Linked DNA regions of Homo sapiens: region 1 is linked to region 2. Evidence: chromatin loops called from intact Hi-C (ENCODE). Cell type or tissue: ascending aorta. All regions are shown on one strand. Each heading gives the region's core, and the rest is flanking DNA. Links, peaks and the distances in the headings are about the cores only.

Region 1 (5,379 bases), core at 320-5,319, 94 kb before region 2:
ATCACGCCACTGCACTCCAGCCTGGGCAAAAGAGCAAAACTCTATCTAAAAAAAAAAAAAAAAAAAAAAAAAGTTGGCTGGCTGCGGTGGCTCACACCTCTAATCCCAGCACATTGGGAGACTGAGGCAGGAGGATCACCTGAGGCCAGGAGACCAGCCTGGCCAATATGGTGAAAGCCCGTCTCTACTAAAAATACAAAAATTAGCCAGGCGTGGTGGCAGGCGCCTGTAATCCAGCTACTCCGGAGGCCGAGACAGGAGAATCACTTGAACAGGGAAGGCAGAGGCTGCAGTGAGCCAAGATTGCGCCACTGCATTCCAGCTTGTGTGACAGAGTGAGACTGCATATCAAAAAAAAAAAAATGTTGAAATATATGGATGGTTTTTTGGTTTGCTTTTGTTTTTGAGACCAAGCCTCACTCTGCTGCCCAGCCTGCAGTGCAGTGGCACGATCATGACTCGTTGCAGCCCTGAACTCCTGGGCTCAAGGGATTCTCCTGCCTTAGCCTCTTAAGTAGCTGGGACTACAGGCACATACCACCATGCCTGGCTAATTTTTTAATTATTCGTTTGTAGAGACGGGGGTCTTACTATATTGCTCAGGCTGGTCTTGAACTCCTGGGCTCCAGTGAGCTTCCCGCCTCAGCCTCCCAAAGTGCTGGGATTACAGGCATGAGCCACCAAGCCCAGCCTAAGAATTGTGAATTTTACATCATACTATTCAAGTTACGGAATAATCACAGTAAATATCACTCAAGAACTTTACCTCCTCTTCTGGGAGACCGGATTAGTGTGTTTTCAGTTGTGCACAGGGTAATTGTTTCATTTAGGCAGAATTATGACCTTGTCACTGTCTTTACTTGAGGAGATTAAGTATGGTTTAAGGAGATGTTTATGGATGCCAAGCTGACAAGGAGTGGACTTGCCATGGGTAGTATTAGGTGTCAACTTGACTGGATTGAGGGATGCCTAGTTGGCTGGTGAAACATTGTTGCTGGATGCGCCTGTGAGGGTGTTTTCAGAGGAGTTTTTTTTTTTTTTTTTTTTTTTTTTTTTGAGACAGAGTCTCCCTGTGTCTCCAGGTTGGAGTGCAATGGCATGATCTTGGCTCACTGCAACCTTTGCCTCCTGGATTCAAGTGATTCTCATGTCTCAGCCTCCCAAGTAGCTGGGATTACAGGTGCCTGCTACCATGCCTGGCTAGTTTTTTTTTTTTTTTTTTTGAGACAGAGTCTCACTCTGTCGCCCAGGCTGGTGTGCAGTGGCACGATCTCAGCTCACTGCAAGCTCTGTCTCCCGGGTTCACGCCATTCTCCTGCCTCAGCCTCCCGAGTAGCTGGAACTACAGGCGCCCGCCACCACGCCCGGCTAATTTTTTTGTATTTTTAGTAGAGACGGGGTTTCACCATGTTAGCCAGCATGGTCTCTATCTCCTGACCTGATCCACCCGCCTTGGCCTCCCAAAGTGCTGGGATTACAGGCGTGAGCCACCGCGCCCAGCGCCTGGCTAGTTTTTGTATTTTTAGTAAAGATGGGGTTTCACCATGTTGGTCAGGCTGGTCTCAACCTCCTGACCTCAGGTGATCCACCCCCCGCGGCCTCCCAAAGTGCTGGATTACAGGCGTGAGCCATGGCGTCCAGCCCAGAGGAGATTGATGTATGCTTCAGTGGACTGAGAGAGGAAGACCCGCCCTCAGTGTGGGTGGGCACCATCCCATCTGCTGCCCACCCCCGACCCCATTCCACCACTAGGACAAAGCAGGCAGAAGAGTGGGGATACTCAGCTCATGCTCTCCCTCCTGGAGCTGGCTGCCTCTATCTCCTCCTGCCCTTGGAAAACAAGACTCCAGGTTCTTCAGCTCTTGGAATCTGGAACTTGCACCAGCAGCCTCGTGGGGGCTCTGAGGCCTTTGGTCTCAGACTGGAGGCTGCACTGTTTGCTTGGCTGGTTCTGAGTCTGTTAAATTTGGACTGAGCCTCAGTACTGGCTTCTCTGGTTCTCCAGCTTGCAGACAGCCCCTTGTAGGACTTTGCCTCTGTAATTGCGTGACCCAGTTCCCTCTAATAAATCCCCTTTCATATATATCTTATTGCCTCTGTCCCTCTGGAGAAACCCTGACTAATACAGACACTTATGTTAACTCCATAACTTGGCTATTGTGAGTAATGCTGCAATAAACATGGGATACAGATATCTTCTTGAGATACTGATTTCATTTTCTTTGGATATAGACTCAGAAGTGGGATTGCTGAATAATATGGTAATTCTATTTTTGGATTTTGGAGAAGCCTTGTTTCAGCTTCTGAGCTGGGATCACACGCTTCTTGGGTTGGTTCCCAGCCACCGACTAGGCAGGGCTGTGGTGCCAGGGCCTGGCCACTTCTGCCTAATGTTGGACTGCCTTGCTCTGGGGCTTCCCACTGGGCTGGCAGAGCCCTTGTCAGGTCAGCATCACAATCTCTGGACCCCTTCCCGATGTGCTTCCCTTCTTCCTTGGCCAGCGCTCACCCCACAGACACATTTGGTACTCCTCTCTCCACCCCAGCATCTGCTCCCAGAAAACCCAACCTGTGGCACTTCACTTCATCTATTAAATGAGATGAGAAAGAAAAGCAACTTTTCAGCCAGGCATGGTGGCTCACACCTGTAATCCCAGCACTTTGGGAGGCTGAGACGTGTGGATCATTTGAGGTCAGGAGTTCAAGACCAGTCTACCAATATGGTGAAACCCCATCTCTACTAAAAATACAAACAGTTAGCCGGGTGTTGGCCGGGCACAGTAGCTCATGCCTGTAATCCCAACACTTTGGGAGGCTGAGGCGGGTGGATCACCTGAGGTCAGGAGTTCAAGACCAGCCTGGCCAACATGGTGAAACCCTGTCTCTACTAAAAATACAAAAATTAGCCAGGAGTGGTGGTGCGTGCCTGTAATCTCAGCTACTTGGGAGGCTGAGGCAGGAGAATCACTGAACCCAGAAGGCGGAGGTTGCAGTGAGCCGAGATTGTGCCACTGCACTCCAGTCTGGGCAACAGAGCCAAATAAATAAATAAATAAAAACCACACAATTAGCCGGGCATGGTGGTAGGTACTTGTAGTCCCAGCTTACATGGGAGGCTGGGGCAGGAGAATTACTTGAACCCGGGAAGCAGAAGTTGCAGTGAGGTGAGATCATGCCACTGCATTCCAGCCTGGGCAACAGAGTGAGACCCTGTTTCCAAAAAAAAAAAAAGAAAAGCAACTTTTCATCCTGTTTTCTTTAAAAACTTGAGCCTCTCCTTGGTTCTCTGGAGCACTTCCCAGTGTTTTCCGGGCTGTGAGCCCTCTTTAAATTATCAGGCCCAGAAAGGCATGGAAATGTGACAGCAGTCACGTCTCACTCCCCCTCCAGCTAAGTAATCAGCTCTGGAAGCCACTTGCTGTGTGGGCTCTAGACTGACTGATGCCAAGTAGCCATAAAACACCACACAATGGACACTGTAATTCACTTGCTATAACTCAACAGTGTACAGCTAGTCACTAATCAGTGTTATTTCTTTAACCCAGTGAGCATCCTTGAAACTCAACTTTTGTAATCGCCCCCTCTCCTGATTAATCCTCTTTAAAAACTCAAGCCTCTCTTTGAGCACTTCTCAGTGTTTTCCAAGCTATAATCCTCAACCGTGGCCCAAATCACTCTCTATATTAATTTTGTCTCAGTTTCCTTATCTGGATTGACAGAGGATAACAAAATACCTAGTTGTTGACCAGGCACAGTGGCTCATGCCTGTAATCCCAGCACTTTGGGAGGTGGAGGTGGGTAGATCACTTGAGGCTAGGAGTTCAAGACCAGCCTGACCAACATGGTGAAACCCTGTCTCTACTAAAAATACAAAAATTAACCGGGTGTGTTGGTGCACACTAGTAATCCTAGCTACTTGGAAGGCAGAGGCAGGAGAATTGCATGAACACAGGAGGCAGAGGTTACAGTGAGCTGAGATCGTGCCTCTGCACTCCAGCCTGGGCAATAGAGTAAGACTCTGTTTCCAAAAACAAAAACAAACAAAAAAAAAACCTAGTCATTTCAATAATTAATTACACGATGATATCAACTTGAACGCCTCCTCCTGAATCAGTGGGGCTGATTTTCCATTTGCCCCTTTAAATTCACTTTTCACCCTTTCCACCCTGCCCTGGGCCCCAAGATGCTGACCCTCAAGAACAGCATCAACAGACAGAGGTCAGAGGGCAAGAGGAGAGTGAGGTCAGATTATTTACTCCTTTGGACTGCTCCCTGCCAGGTTACTGCTGATTGGCCGCCTCACTTTTAAAAAAAATTTTATTTTTTGAGACAGCAACTGAGTCTTGCTCTGTTGCCCAGGCTGGAGTGCAGTGGCGCAATCTTAGCTCATTGCAACCTCTGCTTCCCGGGTTCAAGAGGTTCTTGTGCCTCAGCTTCCCAAGAAGCTGGGATTACAGGCACCAGCCACCACACCCGGCTAATTTGTTTATTTTTCTTTTTTTGAGTTAGAGTTTCACTTTTGTTGCCCAGGCTGGAGTGCAATGGCACAATCTCAGCTCCCCGCAACTTCCGCCTCCCAGGTTCAAGCAATTCTCCTGCCTCAGCCTCCCGAGTAGCTAGGGTTACAGGCACGTGCCACCAAACCTAATTTTGTATTTTTAGTAGAGACAGGGTTTCTCCATGTTGGTCAGGCTGGTCTCGAACTCCCGACCTCAGGTGATCTGCCCACCTTGGCCTCCCAAAGTGCTGGGATTACAGGCGTGAGCCACCATTCCGGGCTCCCTCACTTTTTAACTGCTCTTTCTGGATTCTGCTCACTTCTCCCCTTCCCTCAGCCCCCAGGCCTGAGAGCGGCAGTGGCTCTCTGCTGTTCATAGCCCCAGCACACTGCTCAGCATTCCCTGTTGATCTCCCTTAGCTATGCCCAAACCCTGGCAAATAGGCCCTTTACTAAACTCTCCTGCATTTCCCTGTTTGAGTTTGTTCTGTTTCCTTCTGACAACCCGATGGATCCCATCAATGAGGACACTTTCCACTGCTGCAAGTGTTCCCAACTGATATGGTTTGGATTTCTGTCCCTGCCCAAATATCATGTCAAATTGTAATCCCCAGTGTTGGAGGAGTTACCTGGTAGAAGGTGATTGGATCATGGGGGCGGGTTTCCCCCTTGCTGTTCTCGTGATAGTGAGTGCTCATGAAATCTTGTTGTTTAGAAGTGTGTAGCTGGCCGGGTGTGGTGGCTCATGCCTGTAATCCCAGCACTTTGGGAGGCCAAGGCGGGCAGATCACCTGAGGTCAGGAGTTCGAGACCAGCCTGACCAACGTGGTGAAACCCTGTCTCTACTAAACATACAAAAATTAGCCGGGTGTGGTGGCAGG
Region 2 (5,379 bases), core at 228-5,227:
TATTATGTTCCAAAAACTAACAAAGACATACATACCTCCCAGCCTAGTCAATATAGTGTAAGACCCCACCTACAAAAAAAAAAAAAAAAATTAGCTGGGCAGGGTCACACTTGCCTGTGGTACCAGCTACTCGGGAGGCTGAGGTGAGTGAATCGCTTGCGTGGTTGAGGCTGCAATGAGCTTTAATCATGCCACTGCACTCCAGCCTGGGTGACAGAGCAAGACTCTGTCTCCAAAATAAAATAAAATAAAATAAAAAGCATTCCAGAGACCTTTGTCTTACGGACATCCTCACCCAAACTTGAAATTCAAATGATGGGCCTACTCTTTTTAACGTGGGTGTTACTGCATAAATCATACCTCAAGGAAAAAGATGCAGGAACTGAGCCTTGAAAGATATTCTTTTTTTTTTTTTTTGAGATGGCATCTTGTTCTGTCTCCCAGGCTGGAGTGCAGTGGCGTGATTTCAACTCACTGCAACCTCTGCCTCCTGAGTTCAAGCGATTCTCCTGCCTCAGCCTTCTGAGTAGCTGGGACTACAGGCACCTGCCACCACACCCGGCCAATTTTTGTATTTTTAATAGAGATGGAGTTTTACCGTGTTGGCCAGATTGTTTTCAAACTCCTGACCTCCAGTGCTGGGATTACAGGCGTGAGCCACCGCACTCGGCGGAAAGAGATTCTTAGTAAAGGTCAACCAAATACTAAAAAAGAATCCAATTTATTTTCTTTCATTGACTGTATGCTGAATCTACCTTTGATCTTTGGAGAAAAGAGAAATAGTGCTGGCAAACTTCTGAACTTATTTGCTAAGTTGCTTGTTAAGCTAAACAATCACAACCATCGAGTGGCTATATTTTTAACCTGGGGTCCTTTGGCATATAATATGTATCGAGAGTAATAGGCTTACCTCTTCTAGGAAGACAGCATGCTGTTGTGGAAAAAAGGATGGCATTTGAAATTAGAAGACCTGTTTGGTCCTGCTCTGTCAGTTACTGGCTGTTTGACTATGAATGAGTCATTTAACAATTTGGAACCTGTCTCCACACCTATAAAATGGAGATATCACCTGCCCACTGCATCTCAGAGGTCTGCAGCACCAAATAAGAGGGTGGATGCCAGATTGTTTTATGAACTACAAAGAAATATACAAAGATTAATAATCAGTGTTTATATCTGTATGCTACAGCTTTAGCCAGTCACTGGCACAAATGTACTCAGTAAGTGTTCGTAAAATAAATTAATATCTCAAATGCTCCTGGAATATAGACCAATGAGAGCTCTAGTCAGCTATAACCAGGAAGCCTCAATAGTTACCACATTTATTTCAGATGATATGGGCCAATTGTGGTGGCTCATGCCTGTAACCCCAGCACTTTGGGAGGCCAAGGCGGGTGGATCACTTGAGGTCACATGTTCGAGACGAGTCTGACCAACCTGGTGAAACCCCGCCGTCTCTACTAAAAAAAAAAATACAAAATTAGCTGGGCGTGGCGGCGCGTGCCTGTAATCCCAACTACTTGGGAGGCTGAGGCAGGAGAATTGCTTGAACCTGGGAGGCAGACGTTGCAGTAATCTGAGACCGTGCCATTGCACTCCAGGCTGAGCAACAAGAGCGAAACTGTCTCAAAAGAAAAAAAAATACAGATGATGTGGAAAGACGTTTTACCTGTTTACATTAACAACACTTGTTTAGTGAGGATTTGATTTTTAAATTCATGGGTTGTCAAAATGCTTTTTACCTCCTGCTCTGACTTTTAATCATTTTTCTGCCTGTTGGCACTTCCACCAATGGTGAACAGGAACGAGGGAGTTTTAACAAACTGTGGATCATTCTATTTTGTATGTTTCTTTTCTTTCTTTTCTTTTTTTTTTTTAGACAGGGTCTCACTTTGTTGCCCAGGCTGGAGTGTGCAGTGGTGCAATCTCAGCTCACTGCAGCCTTGGCCTCTGAGGCTTGAGCAATCCTCCTGCCTCGGCCCCACAATTAGCTGGGACCACAGGCACACACCACCATGCCTGTATTTTTTGTAGAGGCAGGGTCTTGCCATGTTGCCTAGACTTGTCTCGAACTGCTGAGCTTAAGTGATCTCTCTGCCTTGGTCTCCCAAATTGCTGGGATCACAGGTGTGAGCCACCGTGCCCGGCTGCCTAATTTTGCAGGTTTCTGTTAGCTCCAATAAAGGCCATAAAGAGGTGGATACTACTGGCCAAAAACTGTAACTTTTGTGTCTCGCACTTCAATACCTGTTGATATGGAGAGGTACTTGGCTTCATTCTTTGGCCAAAAAAGATGATAAATGATAGATGACAAATTAAAAGTTTGGGCATACGCTTGGGGAAAGAAAAAAGTAAAACAATACAATTTCAGCAAAGTACTACCAACTCCACTCTTTGCTTTAATACATATAAAAAGGTGCTTCAAGGTAGTGTTCCACTAAGTTCAAGCCACAGCTCCTATTCAGATTGTTTATGAGATCTAAAAATGCTTCCTTTTTTTTTTTTTTTTTTTTTTGAGACGGAGTCTTGTTCTGTTGCCCAGGCTGGAGTGCAGTGGTGTGATCTTGGCTCACTGCAACCTCTGCCTCCCAGGTTCAAGCGATTCTCCTGTCTCAGCCTCCTGAGTAGCTGGGATTACAGACACAAACCCCCACGCCTGGCTGATTTTTGTATTTTTAGTAGAGATGGGGTTTCACCATGTTGGTCAGGCTGGTCTCGAACTCCTCGTGATCCGCCCGCCTTGGCCTCCCAAAGTGCTGGGATTACAGGTGTGAGCCACAGCACCCGGCCTAAAAATGCTTCTTTTTCTGGTTTAATTGGGAACAAATTTCACTAGGCATCTCTGACAGCAGTGATTTATAATGATTTATAATAAGAAGCTGACTGCAATGCCCTCTGGTGGTTTAAAGCTTTCTTCATATCTATAACTGCAAAGTTAAAAACAAATGCAGCCATTTTCTATCAAATGGGAGTTTATTTATGAATGAAAACATCAACAAAGATAATCCATAAAATTTCCTTTTGATTTCCATGACTATCATCATAATAATAAAGCATTTCTACAGATGCACTTTGCCTAACATAACTCCATGGTTCAAGGGGTTAATAAAATAATTTAGCCTGTAATCCCAGCCTCTCAGGAGACTGAGGCAGGAGGGTCACTTGAGCCCAGGAGTTTGAAGCTGCAGTGAGCTATGACCATGCCACTGTACTCAGCCCGGGGAAATAAAGCAAGACGCAGTCTCCTAAAAACAAAAAAAAAAAAGAGATTTGGCCGGTCGCGGTGGCTTACACCTGTAATCCCGGCACTTTGGGAGGCCGAGGCGGGCGGATCACGAAGTCAGGAGATTGAGACCATCCTGGCTAACACGGTGAAATCCCCTCTCTACTAAAAATACACAAAATTAGCCAGGCGTGGTGGCGGGTGCCTGTAGTCCCAGCTACTCGGGAGGCTGAGGCAGGATAATGGCGTGAACCCAGGAGGCGGAGCTTGCAGTGAGCCGAGATAGCGCCACTGCACTCCAGCCTGGGCAACAAAGCGAGACTCCGTCTCAAAAAAATAATAATAAAAAAATTAAAATATAAATATGTTATATATATTTACTATATATAACATATGTAAATATATTTAACATGTATAACATATATTAAATATATATAAAATATATATCTAAAAACAGTGAAGACTTAAGGTGAAGGATAATTTATATATTATCCTTATATATGTATTTAATACATTTATATATAAATGTGTGTATATAATTTATATATACATATTATATATATATTATATATATATATATATATATTTTTTTTTTTTGAGGCAGTATCTTGCTTTGTCACCCAGGCTGGAGGGTGGTGACATGATCATGGCTCACTGCAGCTTCCACCTCCTGGCTCCTGGGCTCAAGCAATCCTTCCATCTCAGCCTTCCGAGTAGCTGGAATTGCAGGTGTGCACCGCCATGCCCAGATAATTTTTTCTAGAGATGAGGTCTTGCTATGTTGCCTAGGCTGGTCAAACTCCTGGGCTCAGGCGGTCCTTCTGCCTTGGCCTCCCAAAGTGCTGGGACTATAGGCATGAGCTACTGCACCCAATCTTTTATAATTTTTAATACACTAACAAATGCAAAATAAAGAACTCAAAAACTCAACTAGTTTCTTTTTTTTTTTTTTTTTGAGATAGAGTCTCACTGTCACCCAGGCTGGAGTGCAATGGCGTGATCTCGGCTCACTGCAACCTCCACCTCTTGGGTTCAAGCAGTATTCTCCCACCTCAGCTTTCCAAGTAGCAGGCAAAAACAACAAAAAACAGACAGGTTGGACTTCATGAAAATTTAAAAATGCGTACATCAAAAGACACTATCAACAGAGTAAAAAGGCAACCCACAGAATGGGAGAAAATATTTGCAAATCATACGTCTGATAAGAGATTAATATCTAGAATATATAGAGAATTCCTAAAACTCAACAACAAAAAAACACTTGATTCAAAAACAGGCAAATAACTTTTTTTTTTTAAATTCTGAGTTGGCTCACTAGGGAGTAGGCAAGTGACTTGGATAGACATTTCCCCAAAGAAGATATACAAATGGCCAATAAGCAAATGAAGAGATACTCATTATCACTAATCATTAGGGAAATGCAAATCAAAACGACAATGAGATACCACCGCACACCCCGTTACGATGGCTACTATCAAAAAAGCAGAAAATAATAAGCGTTGATGAGGATGTGGAGAAATTGGAACCCTTGTGCACTGTTGGTGGGAGCGTAAAATGGTGCAGCTGCCATGGAAGAGTACGGTGATTCCTCAAAAAATTAAAAATAGAGCTGGGCACAGTGGCTCATGCCTGTAATCCCAGCACTTTGGGAGGCTGAGGTGGGTGGATCACCTGAGGTCAGGAGTTTGAGACCAGCCTGGCCAACATGGTGAAACCTTGTCTCTACTAAAAATACAAAAATTAGCCAGGTGTGGTGGCGGGCACCTGTAATCCCAGCTACTTGGGAGGCTGAGGCAGGAGAATTGCTGGAACAAGGGAGGTGGAGGCTGCAGTGAGCTGAGATCGCGCCATTGCACTCCAGCCTGGGTGACAGAGCAAGACTCTGTCTCAGATAAAAAAAAAAATTAAAGATAGAATTACCATATGATCCAGCAAATTTACTTCTGGGTATGTATCCAAAAGAATTAAAAGCAAGGTTTCAAAGAGATATTTGTATACCCATGTGCACAGCAGCATTATTCACAATAGCTAAAATGTGGAAGCAACCCAAATGTCGATAGAGAAGCAAAATGTGATATATACATACAATGGAATATTATTCGACCTCAAAAAGGAAGGAAATTCTGACCTATGCTACAACATAGGTGAACCTCAAG

The links. Hi-C counts contacts between places; a loop is a spot of excess contacts. Peaks named below come from ENCODE experiments on the same cell type or tissue, not always from the same donor. Only the 100,000 strongest peaks of a DNase experiment are listed, where the experiment ranks them.
Region 1: a loop joins it to region 2, with 2.5 times the contacts of the local background. A loop is called at or near these places in 7 of 110 quality-filtered maps.

Annotation. Positions count from the first base shown.
Region 1 is chr22:40,663,194-40,668,572 of GRCh38, forward strand. All of the region lies in intron 2 of LOC124905123 (a long non-coding RNA gene), which reads right to left. Among named protein-coding and RNA genes, the nearest start is that of MCHR1, 14 kb to the right of the region's middle. RefSeq lists an enhancer at 1,626-2,141. In ascending aorta, for the core only: no CTCF peak of the experiment used is centred there; DNase peaks (open chromatin) are centred at 1,893, 2,378 and 3,333; H3K27ac peaks cover 3,346 bases.
Region 2 is chr22:40,757,559-40,762,937 of GRCh38, forward strand. No RefSeq gene overlaps it. Among named protein-coding and RNA genes, the nearest start is that of MIR4766, 54 kb to the right of the region's middle. In ascending aorta, for the core only: a CTCF peak has its summit at 2,888 (motif pointing left); no DNase peak of the experiment used is centred there.